2 separate regions of the Homo sapiens genome follow, and region 1 is linked to region 2. The links are chromatin loops, found by intact Hi-C in ENCODE. Cell type or tissue: CD14-positive monocyte. All regions are shown on one strand.

Evidence for each region. A loop is a pair of places that touch in the nucleus more often than their neighbours do. Peaks named below come from ENCODE experiments on the same cell type or tissue, not always from the same donor. Only the 100,000 strongest peaks of a DNase experiment are listed, where the experiment ranks them.
Region 1: a loop joins it to region 2, with 3 times the contacts of the local background. A loop is called at or near these places in 5 of 110 quality-filtered maps.

Annotation. Positions count from the first base shown.
Region 1 is chr16:18,874,006-18,876,505 of GRCh38, reverse strand. SMG1 (SMG1 nonsense mediated mRNA decay associated PI3K related kinase) reads left to right here. Exons shown (of 63, transcript NM_015092.5): 13 at 113-382. It also overlaps the pseudogene LOC100996247. Among named protein-coding and RNA genes, the nearest start is that of SMG1-DT, 51 kb to the left of the region's middle. In CD14-positive monocyte, no CTCF peak of the experiment used is centred here; no DNase peak of the experiment used is centred here.
Region 2 is chr16:18,800,346-18,802,845 of GRCh38, reverse strand. ARL6IP1 (ARL6 interacting reticulophagy regulator 1) reads left to right here and starts at 1,297. Exons shown (of 6, transcript NM_015161.3): 1 at 1,297-1,415. The coding sequence starts at 1,380. RefSeq lists enhancers at 754-993, 1,374-1,453, 1,674-1,793. In CD14-positive monocyte, CTCF peaks have their summits at 815 and 1,014 (motif pointing left); DNase peaks (open chromatin) are centred at 1,175, 1,635 and 2,225; H3K4me3 peaks cover 2,372 bases; H3K27ac peaks cover 2,390 bases.

The sequences.
Region 1 (2,500 bases), 74 kb before region 2:
ATCTTAAATTTATTTGTATCGTCAGCACTAATACAGATAGTGATTTATTTTCCATATAATTTTAGAAGATTTATTTTCCATTTATCACTTCCTTGAATTTTTTGTTTTTCAGGTTGTTGCTGTAGCCCATGCTGTTTATCAAGCAGTGCTCAGCTTGAAGAATATTCCTGTTTTGGAGACTGCCTATAAGTTAATATTGGGAGAAATGACTTGTGCCCTAAACAACCTCCTACACAGTCTACAACTTCCTGAGGCCTGTTCTGAAATAAAACATGAGGCTTTTAAGAATCATGTGTTCAATGTAGACAATGCAAAATTTGTAGTTATATTTGACCTCAGTGCCCTGACTACAATTGGAAATGCCAAAAACTCACTAATAGGGGTGAGTCTTTAATTGTAATGACTTTGTTTTATCCACAGTTAAGCCTTTTCTCATTACATATTTATGTATTTCACTGTCATGTCAAGATGTCTGCAGAATCACTGTGTGTAACAAACAGCCATATTTAAGACATGCCTGGATAAATAAAATTGGTAGGAATGTTTTCTTGGCATTATATTTAACTTTTCTTCTTCTTTTTCCTTGACAAATCTTGATAAGTTTTTTTATATTAGTTTTATTTTCTAGAAAATGTCTTATGAATTTCTCCTATTTGCTCTAGCATGCTTATAGAAAATGTCAGTGTTTCTTACAGCTCAAATTTGTGTAGTTGTTTTAAAATGCGGTCTCTTTCTTCTTCCCCTGGTACTTTTTTCTTTCTGTCTACTGAAGTTAGTTCTTATACATGGTCTTATATTTTGGCTGTCTCTTTTCCCTAGGAACATTCATACAGGTTGAATATTCCTTATCTGAAATACTTGGGACTGGAAGTGTTTTGGATTTTGGATTTTGGAATACTTTTTTTTTTTTTTTGGAGATGGGGTTTTACTCTTGTTGCCCAGGCTGGAGTGCCATGGCGCGATCTTGGCTCGCTGCAACCTCCGCCTCCCGGGTACAAGCGATTCTCCTGTTTCAGCCTCCCAGGTAGCTCGGATTACAGGCATGCACCACCATGCCTGGCTAATTTTTTTGTATTTAGTAGAGATGGGTTTTCACCATGTTAGCCGGGCTGGTTGTGAACTCCTGACCTCAGGTGATCCACCTGCCTTGGCCTCCCAAAATGCTGGGATTACAGGTGGGCACCACCATGCCCAGCCGGATTTTGGAGTATTTTCATAACACTTACTGGTGAGCATCCCTAATCTGAAAATCCTAAATCTAAAATGCTCCAAAATTTGAAACTTTTTGAGCACCAGTATGATGCCCCAAGTGGAAAATCCCACACCTGATCTCATGTGATGAGTCCAAACTGTTGTATGCACAAAATTATTTAAAATATTGCATAAAATGACCTTCAGGCTATGAATAGAAGGTGTCTATGAAACATAAGTGAATTTCGTGTTTAGACTTGGGTCCCATCCTCCACATATCTCATTTTATATATATGCAAGTATTCTCAAATCCAAAAATATACAAAGTCTGAAACACTTCTGGTCCCAAGCATTATGAATGAGGGATACTCAACCCGTAGTCCTTCTTTTAGGGGAAAAAAAAAAAAAAAAGGCTTTTTTTTTTTTTTTTTTTTTTTTTTTTTTTTTTGAGACAGAGTCATGCTGTTGTCGCCTGGGCTGGAGTGCAGTGGTGCAATCTCGGCTCACTGCCACCTCTGCCTCCCGGGTTCCAGCAATTCTCCTGCCTCAGCCTCCCGAGCAGCTGAGATTACAGACACCTACCACTACGACGGGCTAATTTTTGTATTTTTAGTAGAGACTTGGTTTCACCATGTTGGCCAGGCTGGTCTCAAACTCCTGACCTCAGGTGATCCACCCGCCTCAGCCTCCCAAAGTGCTGGAATTACAGGCGTGAGCCACCGCGCCCAGCCTGCTTTTTTTTTTTTTTTTTTTTAAGTAATTCGACATGGCCCTGCTCTTGATTTGTATTTATTGTTTATGGTTTGTGTATTTCTTCTTCCTATTGGACCACACAGAGTTGAAAAACATTCTTTTTAATAGAAAGTAATAGGTGTGGGCTGGGCACGGTTGCTGACACCTGTAAACCCAGCACTCTGGGAGGCCAAGTCGGGCTGATCACTTGTGGTCAGGAGTTTGAGACCAGCCTGGCCAACATGGTGAAACCTCGCCTCTACTAAAAATAGAAAAATTAGCCAGGGGTGGTGGTGCACACCTGTAATCCTAGCTACTTTGGAGGCTAAGTTGGGAGAATTGCTTGAACCCAGGAAGTGGAGGTTGCAGTGAGCTGAGATCACACCACTGCACTCCAGTCTGGGCGACAGAACCAGACTCTGTCTCAAAAGAAAAAAAACACAAAGAAAGAAAGTAATGGACATAATTAGGGAATAAAGTTTTTAGGAGGAAAAAGGTAAAACTTGATGTTTGCGCTTACATGTGCTCTGGGTTGTTTGATTGGATTGCCTTGTATAATTCCATAGCTGCTTCGCTT
Region 2 (2,500 bases):
TAAGGCGGGCGGATATCTTGAGGTCAGGAGGTCCAGACCACCCTGGCCAAAATAGCGAAACCCCGTCTCTATTAAAATACAAAAATTAGCCGGGCGTAGTGACGGGCGTCTGTAATTCCAGCTACTCGGGAGGCTGACGCGCCAGGATCACTTGAACCCGGGAGATGGAGGTTACAGTGAGCAGAGATCGCGCCACTGCACTTCAGCCGGGGCCACGGAGCGCGAGACTCCTTCGTCTCAAACAAACAAACAAACAATTCTGGCCGGGCGCGGTGGCTCACGCCTGTAATCCTAGCACTTTGGGAGGCCGAGGCGGGCGGATCACGAGGTCAGGAGATCGAGACCATCCTAACACGGTGAAACTACGTCTCTACTAAAAATACAAAAAATTAGCCAGGCGTGTTGGCGGACGCCTGTAGTCCCAGCTACTTGGAAGGCTGAGGCAGGACAATGGCGTGAACCCGGGAGGCAGAGCTTGCAGTGAGCAAGATCGCGCCACTGCACTCCAGGCTGGGCAACATAGCGAGACTCCGTCTCAAAAAAAAAGAAAAAAAAAAAAAGAATCCTTTTGGAGAGGGAGCTTGTAGTTTAAGTAACTTAAACATCCACGTATAATAAAGCCACTTAGAAGGCGGTGCATTTTCACACGTTCTCAAACCAGGCCTGGGTTTTTCCGCGCAAGCTAAGGCCTCATTCCTACTGGGTAGGAGAGAAACATTGCAGCAAAATCCACACAAAGAGCTCTTTTCACTTGTCCTCAAAACCTCACGGGTCGCAAATCCGGGCTAAACGGCTCAGGGGCCTGGCTGGGGAACTGGGCCGAAGGTGGAACGGATCCCAGCCACCTCGGGGCCAGGAAAAGATGAAGTGTCGCAGGCCCGGCGTCCCCGCCCTCCGCCTGAGGCAACGGAGCATCTCTCTTCGAGTAGCCCATTTTCCAGAGAGTCTCCTCGGCTGCGAAAGCCAGACGAAGAGGGACCCAAAGCCACCGCAGCGGCAAGAGCCGGAGAACCACTGAGGGACAGCGCCCCCTGCAGAGGCGGTTGAACCGCTTCCCACAGCGCTGGGCGGGGCGTCGCGCAGTCCCTGGGCGCTGATTGGGCACTCCGTGTCCCCTCCCCCTCGGCCCGGCGCTGCCTCTGTCTCCTTTGACCTCGATTTCAAGCCATGCGCTGAGCTTCGGTTGGCCCGGCTTCCTTGAGGCGTAAGCTCGGTCTGTCCAATGAGGAGCGAGCGTCGCGGGGGCCGTCGGGAAGGGCGGCCGACCCATATAAGCAGCCTGCGGGGCGTTCCCTCGGGTTGTGGTTGGTGTGCGGGTTTCGGTTGGAGGACTCGTTGGGGAGGTGGCCTGCGCTTGTAGAGACTGCATCCCCGAGACGATGGCGGAGGGAGATAATCGCAGCACCAACCTGCTGGTGAGTCCTGGCTGCCTGTCCCCCGGGAGCCGAGCGAGGCCTCCAGACGTCCGTGGGCTCAAACACCGCGGCCTCGTCCCTGTCACCCGCCGCGGGCCCGGCCCTTCTCTCCCTGGGCAGGCGACGATGCCTGGCCCTCGGGCTTCTTGGGTGACTCCTGGGTGTCGAACCCTTACCTTTCCTGGGGACGGTGCGCGACGGGGCGAGGAGGGCGCGTGATTCATCACCGCGAGTAGGAGTCGAGGAGGAAGTGGGAGGCAGAGGGGCTGCGACACTAGCCTGGGGTGCGGGTGGGGGCAGAAGGCCTCCTGGGGCCTGTCCAGCGCTTTCGCGGCTCAGGCCCCAGCCGTATTCGGCTTTCCCCGTCTTTGATCTTAACCTGGATGTGCCTGCCTTCTTTTCCCCCTAAAACTTGGACAAGGGTGGAGGGTCAAAGGGCTACTGCCCAGAATTTATCTTAGAGCTGGTACAACTTAAAACGACAGGGAGGCTGCGAGCTCACCGTGGGGAACCGGGAGCGGGGTCCAGCTGAACAGACAATGGGATGTCTTGGCGTTTGTCTGGAATTTGGAAGTCTGGCGGGGGTGGGGTCACAGGACTACTGGAAACAGCTTTAGAGTAATAAGCAGGGATCCGAAGGAACTGCAGTGAGATGGTATCATAGGCGGACACATTTTTATTTGTTATGAATTTAAGCGCACCTTGTGGGCAAAAAACAAGAGAAATATCCTTGCATATTCTCAGTTGCCCTTCCCTGGTGACTGTAGGTCACATACCAGCAATGAAAAACGGAACCAAAGAATTTACTTAGGGGCTTTTGAACTTCCAAGACCCCAGACGCTGGCCAATGACGTGACTTCAGGGCAGTTTTGATTGTGCGTGATTTTATATTTGCTTTTAGAAATGCATGGTTTGTTCCTTTAAACACACGCTCCTTCTAGCATAGTTAGTTCTCAGCGTGGATCTTTTTAAGAGGATTAATTGAAGCACAGAGAAGTAGCTCAAGCCCTGTTGAAATGACAAATCCTGGGCTAGAGCTCCTGCTTCCCAACTCTCCTTCCAGCAGAGCAATATAACTCTAAGGA